Regions from separate parts of the Homo sapiens genome. Here region 2 is linked to region 1. A link is a loop called in an ENCODE intact Hi-C map of the cell type or tissue named here. Cell type or tissue: mammary epithelial cell. All regions are shown on one strand. Links, peaks and the distances in the headings refer to the core of each region. The heading gives the core; the rest is flanking DNA.

What was found. Peaks named below come from ENCODE experiments on the same cell type or tissue, not always from the same donor. Only the 100,000 strongest peaks of a DNase experiment are listed, where the experiment ranks them.
Region 2: it touches region 1 in a loop (2.3-fold over the local background); 4 of 110 quality-filtered maps call a loop at or near these places.

Annotation. Positions count from the first base shown.
Region 1 is chr11:85,794,362-85,799,744 of GRCh38, reverse strand. All of the region lies in intron 1 of SYTL2 (synaptotagmin like 2), which reads left to right. Among named protein-coding and RNA genes, the nearest start is that of SYTL2, 14 kb to the left of the region's middle. In mammary epithelial cell, for the core only: no CTCF peak of the experiment used is centred there; no DNase peak of the experiment used is centred there.
Region 2 is chr11:85,722,511-85,727,872 of GRCh38, reverse strand. It overlaps SYTL2 (synaptotagmin like 2), which reads left to right. Exons shown (of 20, transcript NM_206927.4): 8 at 1-3,841. Among named protein-coding and RNA genes, the nearest start is that of CCDC89, 39 kb to the right of the region's middle. In mammary epithelial cell, for the core only: a CTCF peak has its summit at 2,180; DNase peaks (open chromatin) are centred at 1,772 and 4,602; H3K27ac peaks cover 1,770 bases.

The DNA.
Region 1 (5,383 bases), core at 270-5,269:
TAAGAGGGAAGGGAGATCAAGTGCCAAGGTAGGGCTTCCTGGAAGAGGTGGCATTTGAGAGGCGATCTGGGTGAATAAGAATCAGAAGGTCAAAAGGCTGGGAAATAGCATGGCAAGCATGGTTTCATGTTCAAGGTAAGGCTGGCAGGAGCTGAGGCCAGTGAAGTAGGTAGTGGGCTGATCATGAAGAGTGTAGTACATGTTATTAAGGAGATTGGATGCTTTTTATGGACTTTTAGTCCCTTTTGTTGAGCTCTTCCTAACCCTGTTTCTAACTCTGAAATCCTAGCTGTTCTTAAAACTGCAGCTCTATGCTAATTCTTCCTGAAATCTTCCTGGTTCATCATGGCAGGAAGTTTTCTTTCCCTCCTCTAACTGGTTTAGTGTTCGGCTTATACCTCTTTTATGGCCATCATCACATACCACTGTGTGTTATCATTCTTTATGTCCTCATCTTATCTTCCCTTTTGTTCCAAAAGTTCTTAGAGCGCTGGGACTAAAGGGACTTACTATTTCCTTAATGCCCAAAGCCCAGAAGGCTGAGATAGTACAAGTGTGTTAAATGAATATATTTTGAAGTGCTAAGTTATGTTCCCTGTCTTTTTAAGGTTTTTAGTACATTGATGGGCTTTAAGAATTTAGTGGTCAATGGGCAGTTATCAATTAATTAGATATTTGGCTTTTTATTCTCATGTGTGCAGAAAAGAATTAACATAGTGGGTGTGAAACTGCCTGTCCATAGAAAGGCCTGCTTGCAAGTTGGCCTTTGGCTGGCATTAGGGAACTTGGATTTCAGGAGGATTCCCACAAATCTAAATGATTGAGTAGCTCACTGTGCCTAAACTGTTTGTGCAAGCAATATGGTTTATGCCGAGCACCTGCTTTTCTTCTGGGAGTCTGGAATTTGGGTACATGCCAGGGAAGGGGTGCCTACATGACTTGTCCCCATTAAAAACTCTGGGCACTGAATCTCTAATGAACAGTCTGGTTGGTAACATTTCAGATGCATTGTCACAACTTGTGTGTCCAGTGTGACTCCTCTTGGAGAAGACCCGTGGGAGCTCCCACCCAGTTTTATGCAGACTTCACCCCACGCACCTTTTTCCATTGTTGAGTTTGCTTTGTATCTTTTCACTGTAATAAGTCATAGCTGTGAATATGACTGTATGTTGTCCTGTTGAGTTATCCTAGTGAATCATCAAACCTGGGACTGGACTTGGAGATCCCTTCAACGCACCATGAAATGCCACATATGTGAAGCCAATTGTTTTTTATTTTTGGTTTGTTTTTGGCTAAGACTCTGAAGATATTAAAGACTCTGAGAAGTTATTGGTCTTTACATAAGAGAAGGGCCCATTTCTCAAGACGCTATGTATTTAGGCATGTGAAGAAGGTGCTTAAGAAAGTTTCACGGGTTTCTCTTGTCATTCCGTAAACCAAATCACATTTCACCTTTTAGAAATAAGTGTCAAGCTTTAAAATTTCAAACTTTGAGAGTGTCAGAAGCTGTGATGATCCGTTTGTTTGAAAATGAACAGGGAATGGGAGGGCTGACAAAAAAACTGAACTTGAGATCAGTGGGTATAGGCTGGGTGCAGTGGCTCACGCCTGTAATCCCAGCACTTTGGGAAGCTGAGGCAGGTGGATCACTTGAGGTCAGGAGTTTGAAACCAGTCTGGCCAACATGGTGAAACCCCATCTCTATTGAAAATGAAAAAAAAAAAAATAGCTGGCATAGTGGTGTGCACCTGTAATCCCAGCTACTCGGGAGGCTGAGGCAGGAGAATCTCTTGAACCTGGGAGGTAAAGGTTGCAGTGAGCCGACATTGCACCACTGCACTCCAGCCTGGGTGACAGAGTGAGACTCCTTCTCAAGCAGCAAGAACAACAACAACAACAACAACAAAAACTTTGTGGTCTTGAGATCAGTGGGTATAGACTAAGGTATGGTATGAGATAGATGAGTGGCCAGGTGGGGTATGGCCAGCTGGGGAAGCTGTGTATAAACACAGACTTCTTAAGATTTTATTAGATCACATAGGCTGTAGCTGACAAAAGGGACAATAATAATAAAGACTAATGTTTTCTTTTTCTTTTTCTTTTCTTTTTTTTTTTTTTGAGAAGGAGTCTCGCTCTGTCTCCCAGGCTGGAGTACAGTGGCTGATCTCAGCTCACTGCAATGTCTGCCTCCTAGGTTCAAATGATTCTTGTGCCTCAGCTTCCCAAGTAACTGGGATTACAGATGCCTGCCACCATGCCCAGCTAATTTTTGTATTTTCAGTAGAGACGGGGTTTCACCATGTTGGCCAGGCTGGTCTCGAATTCCTGACCTCAAGGGATCCTCCCACCTCAGCCTCCCAAAGTGCTGGGATTACAGGTGTGAGCCACTGCTCCTGGCCAAAAAAGACTAACATTTTCTAATATAACATTTGTATAGAACTTTACAGTTTTCAAAATGTTTTCACATACAATATCATTTAATGCTAAAATAATCCTATAAGGTAGGAAGTATTATTAGTTTCCACAGCTAGGGAAACTATAATTCAGAAGAACTGAATAGCTTGCCCAGAGTAATATGGTCGGTTTGAGCTGCACACCTGTAGTCCTAGCTATTCAGCCTTGACCTCCTGGGCTCGAGCAATCCTCCTGCCTCAGCCTTCTGAGTAGCTAGGACTACAGGTGCATGCCACTGCACCTGGATCATTTAAAATTTTTTTTTATAGAGATGGGGTATTGCTATGTTGCCCAGGCTGCTCTTGAATGCCTGGGCCCAAGCGATCCTCCAGCCTTGGCCTCCTAAGGTGCTGGGATTGCAGGCGTGAGCCCAAATTCAATCCTTTTGATTTTAAACCTAGATCCTGGGAAATATAAGAACTATAAAGTCTCTTAGCTTCCTGATATATTTAAGTTTATTTAAAAGTATATATCAGTCAAGTCTCAGACCTGACAGATATTACTGAATGAATGAAAAGAAGTTGAGGCAAATTGCCTACTTTCACTCTGTGCCATCCTGTGTATAGATTGTGGGGAAACAGTTGATCTTTCTTTTTAGAAGCTGCATTTGGGATTTGGATAGAAAGAGACTAGAACAGAGGAGCTGGGAGGATGTGGGCTCCAGTTCCAAAGCTCATGGTACTCTGCAGGAGAAAGTTGAAGCCTTCTTGATTGCCCACTGTAAGATCTGGGTGACAAAGAGCTATTGGAGAAGGTTTGGTTGCATTTTTCATAATATCTCAGATACTGTCAGAGTCCTAAAAATATCACTTATCAGAATTAGACTCTTAGAAAAATGAGGGGCAATATTTGCCTCGGATTCACTTTCATTATTTCTCTAAATCAGGGGAGGAGTTCTTGGGACATTTTTCCTGCCCCAAAATAAGAGTTGGTCAGAGCATATATCGTGTTAAGTTTCTATGGTGTGTCAGATATCAGCTGGGTGTTTAACGTGAATCATCCTTTTAATTCTTACAAAGATCTTCAAAGGTAGAAATTTGATGCCATATAACCTAGATAAGAAAAATTAGACTTGGAGAAGTTAAATATTTGCCCAGAGTCTCACAGCTTTTAAGGGGTAGCCCTGGAATTCAAGCTCAAGCCCGACTCCCAAGTCAGTGCTCTTTTTCTTCCCTGTGCTGCCTGAACACAATGATGCAACTTCATAAAATAATAATCATTAGATCAGTTCTTATGTAAGTGGTTAAATCTAACCTGAGCCTCAGTGAATGTTAAGGCTCTTCTATGAAGAAGTTTAAGCTTCTGGTGCCTACTCAGAGTTTTTACAGCAGGAGATTCCCCTGGTGATGATGGCTTATGTGTATGCTCTGTGCTTGTGTGTCACCTTTCCTGAGTCCTTTGGGATTTCCAGAGTGGCAGCCTTCCCAGCACTATTTGCAGTTTGGTAGATATGAGGGAAGGGGAGTTGTGGCCTGCTCTGTCAGTTTGCTGATTTCAGAGCCAGCTCACCTGAAGTCATCCTTTCTTGCAGATATTTGGCAAAAACTCATCTGGGAATAATCTGCTTTATCAAATTTAAAAAGGTGAAAATTTTTATATTGTAGAAATATAAGGAAGAAGATAGAAATAGATGGTTTGGAGTGGCTTTTACTATTCTTGTTAGTTTCATCCTGGAAAATGTTTCCTATGTAACTTTTTCTTTTTTTAACATAAGCAGCACATTATAGTAAAAAACAAAAAACACGGCCTTGGGCTCTAGAAAATACAGTGAAAGTGCTGATCATGAACAAATAAATTTTTGGTACACTGCCTGGCACAGACTAGGGATACAATTAACATTTGTTAAATGAGTGCAACTCAGGCTACTGGGCGTAAGTATCTGGCCTTTTCTGCTGCCCAAATCACAGAGCAGCCCAGACCCCAGTTCACATTAGTGTGCTCTGGCTGAGAGGGTTCAGTTTTTTTTTAGATCTGATGGTGAGCCTGGAGCCAGGCCATCATCATTTCAGAAAATAAAATGCAAGCATTATTCCTTGGGGGGATGTGACTTTATTTGGGGGGCTGAAAATAAACTTAGCGGTGGTGGTAGTAATAATAACAGCTAATACTTATATTAGCTAATATAAGTATTACAGCTAATACAAGGTTCACTATGGACTCATGCTAGACTAAGTCTTTTATACATACAAGTGCATGTAATCCTTATAACACAATTTTAAGTAGATATTTTACCAGTGAGGAAGCTAAGTAACTTGCCCAAGGCCACACAGTGGGCAATACTTCTGAAATGTAAATGTGGAGACCGAAGTACAGCCACTTAACCTCTCCTTAGTGATATTGTAAAGGAATGGGAAGCTAGGCATTTTGAAAGACCATCTCTTTATTGTTTTTTCTTGGTTTTCTTTATTAGAAAAAAATGATGAAGGGATCTACTTTCCATGAATTCCTGGAGCAATTCCTGGAAATTCTGCTTTTCTTTTACTTCTGTATAAACCTCAAATGAACTTTTCTTTTCAGAAAGAAATACAAATTCAATTTCATGTTTGAGACTTACTTCCTGTACGTCCCCAGCAATATAATGATTTTTTTTCCTCCCTTCAAATACCAGACAAATAGCAGAAATCAAGCCCAAGCAAGTAGAAAAGTCTTGATAAATGCAAGTTTCCTCACCAAGGGATAATTCATGGAGAGATGTGATGCCCATTTGAGAATCTGGATTCTTTTGAGTTTGGTGATATGAAAGTCTCTTTTGTGACCTTGAGAAAGTGGGAGGTTTTGTTATTTGTTCTGTTGTCCTTTAAAATTTAAAACTGGCTGGGCGTGGTGGCTCGTGACTGTAATCCCAGCACTTTGGGAGGCTGAGGTGTGAGGATCACTTGAGGCCTGAGGTTTGAGACACCCTGGAAACATAGGGAGAACCTGTCTCTAG
Region 2 (5,362 bases), core at 1-5,000, 72 kb after region 1:
CTAAAAGCTAAGACATCTTCACGTTCTGGTCCATATGCCACTGAGATAAAGAAGTCAACTGATGATTCCATATTTAAAGTTCTAGACTGGTTTAACCGAAGTTCTTATTCAGATGACAATAAGTCATTCCTCCAACATCCCCGAGGAATAGAGTCCAAAGAAAAAACAGACTCAAAATCACAGGTTGCTGTTGACTTGGTGACAGATGACACTACTTTAAGAGAAAATGGCTCAAAGACCCTATCACCCAGCAAAATTGAATTGAAGCCTGTGAGATCTGACTCACCATTCCAAGCAGAGGGAGATATGCTGGTTTCTGAAAGTTGCCAAGATAATAATGTGAATATCAAATCCAAATTCATGAATTTGTCCCAAAAAGGCACCCCAAAGGAAGGCCCAGGTATATTGCAACCATTTGAAAGCTATGGCACCCCAAGTCAAGGGAGTAAAAATATGGACTATAGCCAAGATTCAAAAAGCCCAGGAAAAGGGAATGGGGCATCTCCTTCAAATAGTAACTATTCCTACAGTGTTCTCAAGGAATCTGATGCAGAAAACCAAGTTCCATGCAACACTAATAATATTGGCAACTTGGGTGAAGAAGAACCCAAGTTTCATGCTCATGAAGAAAATAGAGGACACTCAGAAGTGAATTTTGACTCTTCAACAGTTGTCAAAGAACCAGGTTTGAAAGATAACATGAATGCAGAGAGAAAGAGCAAAGTAGGAAATACCTATATCCTGAAAGCCTCCTTAGAGCCAGAGAATATTAAGTCAACACCTGGGGTTGCCAACAATGGCTCTCCTTGGAAGAAGCCTGAGGTCCAATTCCAGCAAGAAGCTGGTGAGGTTCCCAAGAACCAAGTGCAGAGAGAGAAATACAAAAGAGTGAGTGACAGAATATCCTTTTGGGAAGGAGAGAAAGCTGGTGCTAAGATAACTCATGAAAAACCCACATCTTCATGTAGCCAGGAACAACCTTCTGCTAAAGCATATCAGCCTGTGAAGAAGTCACAGGGTGTATCATCCATGGACAGTTTATCTACAGACCAGAGTGAATATAATCAGGCCATTCCCAAACGAGTGGTCTTAGATGAGGATGATCAAGCATCCCAGCTCTCCAATTCTTATTCCTCAAATAAATCTAAAGAGACCAAGCCACAAATAGCAGGTCCATCCAGATACTATCTTTCAGCTGAGCAATCAGATAAAGTGTCTCTGTTTCAGAATAAGAAAAATGAGCCTATAAAAAGATCACAAGTGGCAGACAGTTTGCCTTCTAGAAGAAACATTACTTTACCAGCACTGCAACCTCCCTCAAATGTCGGGAGTGAACGACATGCTCCATTGGAGAAAGACAGACCTCTAGTTCGTGAATCAAATGCCAACTTTAAAGTTATGTCCCTAAAAGAAAGAATGGATGAACCCAATGCAGAACAGGTCTATAATCCCTCTCAGTTTGAGAATTTGAGAAAGTTTTGGGACTTAGAAGCTAATTCAAACAGTAAGGATAATGACAAGAATATTACCACCACAAGCCAAAAAAATTCTGCACCTTTTAATAGGCAGAAACACAAGGAATTCAGCGACATTAAATTATCAGGTAAAAATACCCATGAAGCAGAGGTGCTTCTAAGCCCAAAAAAAGTTATGGCAAGAGAGGAAATGGAGAAATTAAATTCAAAGGGCATACTCCAGGTGCTACCAGATGAAATCACATTTCCTTTGAGTCCACTTAGAAAGTATACTTATCAGTTGCCAGGAAATGAGTCATCAAAGGAAAATGTGGAAAAGAATACGGAAGGGATTGTTACTCCAGTGTTTAAGGAAGAAAAGGATTACTCAGAACAAGAGATTCAAGAATCCATAATAAAAACCAATGTTTTGTCTAAAGACTGCAAAGACACTTTTAATGACAGCTTGCAGAAACTGCTTTCAGAAACCTCAACACCAGCAATTCAACCCTCTGGTGGAAAAGTTCATGGAAAACAAGTGCTTGAACCAAGTGTTTCTGAAAATAGGACATGGCCTCAAAAAACAGATTTTGCTGATACTGAGGAAGAAGTCAAAGGACCTGAGAAGATCATTAATGAGCATGTTGACAAAACAGTAGTTCATCCAAAGGTTAAACGGAACTCTTTGACTGCTAGTCTAGACAAACTCCTGAAGGAAGCAACTGGAACTTCACCCTCTCCCTTGCAAGCCAAGTTGGCGCCTGTTATCACTGGAACCAACTCTAAGCTGGAAGAGGGGAGATTTTTTGGAAAAGGGATAGAACAGAGTCACAATACTTCAGCTGATAAGAGAGAAATACTAGCTCCTTTTCCAGTGAGAGATGAAACTTTTGGAAATACAGCTCTCCTCAAGAAAGCTGAAAGTGGTGAGTGCCAGCTAAGCACACAGAATTTGATTCAGATGGCTGCAGAAGATTCTCATCCATTGGATCCAACTTCCCAGCTTTCCAGAAAGGGTTCTTTTGGGGATGTGGCCAGCCCTCCCCAAGATATGCTTTTTCCCCAGGATGCTCATCTTGTTCCCCAGGCTAGGGTACACCCTTCTCAAACGGAAATTTCGGAGACTGTAGAGAAAGTCATTCTTCCACCCAGACCTGTATTGAATGATGTAAGTGCTGCATTACAGAAGCTGTGTGGAGAAGTATGGTTAAGTTATCCAGCTGGAAGGGAAGTAGGTCCTGGAGAAGTGAACCCAGAATTTCCTGAAGCAGTACAGCCAGTATGTAGCCCCCTAAATCCTCCAGGAGTGATATCACCATGGGCTACGATGGACACCATAGTTCCAGACAGGAAGGATTTTTATTCCTCCAATGTAGTTCCTGATAAAACTCATGAAGTTGGATCTTATTTAGCTGCCCAAATGTCTCCATCAGACCAGACGCTTAGCTCATTTGCTTCCATTGTTGCTCAATATGGCAAAGGCCTCCCTCAGGAAGTGGAAGAAATTGTGAGGGAAACAATTGTTCAACCCAAATCAGAGTTCCTCGAATTCAGTGCTGGCTTAGAAAAACTACTGAAGGAAGAAACTGAAACCTTCCCCTCAAAATATGAAAGTGATACAGGGAATCTTTCTCCATCAAAGTTAATAGGTAGTACAGAGGAGCCCAGGCGAGCCACTTCTGAATGCCATCCTGAGGAATTAAAAGAAACAGTAGAAAAGGCCGAGGCTCCGTTAATAACTGAGAGTGCTTTTGATGCTGGTTTTGAGAAACTTCTTAAAGAAATAACTGAAGCTCCTCCTTATCAGCCCCAGGTGTCAGTGAGAGAAGAAACTCACGAGAAGGAGTCCTCACAGTCAGAGCAGACCAGGTTCTTGGGGACAGTGCCCCATTTTTACAGGGCAGCCTCACAGACCTCTGAAATGAAGGATAAAAGTAATGGTTTGGAATCTCAAGTCAACCAATGTGATAAAATGTTGGGAGGAGACGCACTTGTGACTGATTTATTGGTAGATTTTTGTGGTTCCAGAAGTGGAGTTGAGATCCCTAGAACCCCACAACTTTATGTGGCTCATGAAATAGGGACCATTAAAACTGTAACCCCCCCAGAGGACAGGGACAGTGAAAGTGGGGTTGCAGGGGGACAAGGGACTCTTCAGGAACCTGGCTTTGGAGAGGCTTCTGAAGCAATTAGTGTGTCCAGAAATAGGCAACCCATTCCTCTCCTGATGAACAAAGAAAACTCTACAAAAACAAGTAAAGTTGAATTGACTCTAGCATCGCCATATATGAAACAAGAGAAAGAGGAAGAAAAAGAAGGTTTCTCTGAGTCTGATTTTTCAGATGGAAACACCAGTTCTAATGCAGAGAGCTGGAGAAATCCTTCCAGTGAGCATTTAAAATTTTTTAACTCACAGTGAGTCTGCTTTATGGAATGCTGATGTAAAGGATGATTTTTTTTAATTGGGATTAATTTGATATTCTTAAATGATGTTAAATTCTTCTTACCACTTCTGTGTTCCTGAGACTTTCTTAATTAAAAAAATTATTTATATTTTTTAATCAAATGCATTACATAATTCTTAAATGATGTTAAATTCTTCTTACCACTTCTGTGTTCCTGAGACTTTCTTAATTAAAAAAATTATTTATATTTTTTAATCAAATGCATTACGTAAAACAGCTTTCCTATAAGGCTGTTTCAGAGTCTGAGTTGACTTCTCTTTAATCTACCTATAGAACTTTTAGGTTTCAAAAAATACTTTTTAAATGACTTTTTGGGTTTGGAAAGTACCTTTAATACATTTAAGCTAGTTTTCCTCCTGGAAATATTTAGAATTTCTTCCTTAATTGGCAACCTTTATAGAAGTCTGGTAAGATTTGTCGCAAAGATGTGCCACAGATGGACACAAATTTCCCATTCGGGAGCAATATCTTACCACAGTGGTGGCTAAATGCTAGGGACAAAATACAAGGCCGGAACTTTCCTTCCCTCAGATACCTTGTGCTGTGGTGTTTTGTTGCCACTTTCTCCCTCTCATTTTCAATTATATGCACAATCTTCCCTTTCTAGAGTATGACTTTGGCCAGATGACTCACCTGATGCCACCTAAGGGCATTGCCTGGCCAGGTACATTTCTCTGGCTCCAGCCTTGGCTAAGTTGATGACCTGAGTCGATCTCCACATTCATCTACATGAACGTGGGGGCGTTGGTTTTGGCGGCCAGGCTGTAAAATGTAGGGCTTGTCTCAGTTTGCTATTTAATCAACATGTGGACATTTTAGCAGAGAAACCCCAGAGCAAATAGGAATGAGAAGCTACCTGATTAAAATGATGAAATGATAGAGAATGTTTTTTGGCTGGGACATTTTAACCAAAGTTGCACAACTGATGCTGATTGCCTTCCTTGTAGTTTAGTAGAATTTGTCATTTGTTTAGCTCCTTTTCGTTCCAGTGAAAATAGATAAGCTTTACTGAGTGGCTTACTTTGAGGTGTGGACTCCTTTGTAAGTAGCTATAGGGTCTCTTCTTGAACACTGACCAAAGAATCCACCTTTAATCCTATTCAGTTAAGTTGAAGCCCCTCTAAAAAATTTTGTTGTTAATAAAAAAAAGAAAGAAATTGAAATATCAATCTCTAAAACCATACATATTTATTTATAAATCTCTAATTAAATCTCTAAATTTATTTAATCTCTAAAGTAAATAAATTTAATTAATTAATAATTAATTAATGTAATGGCAAGAATAAAGCCAGCATGTTAAACTTGTTGAGGTAGGCTCTTACTAAACTGCCCATGAGTTGCTAGTGTAAACTGACCCACAGGAGAAGGAGCGCTTGCAAATTTGCAATTATGTTAGAGACTATCATCTAATGTGTATCCCAGCATAACTGACTGAATAGTAAA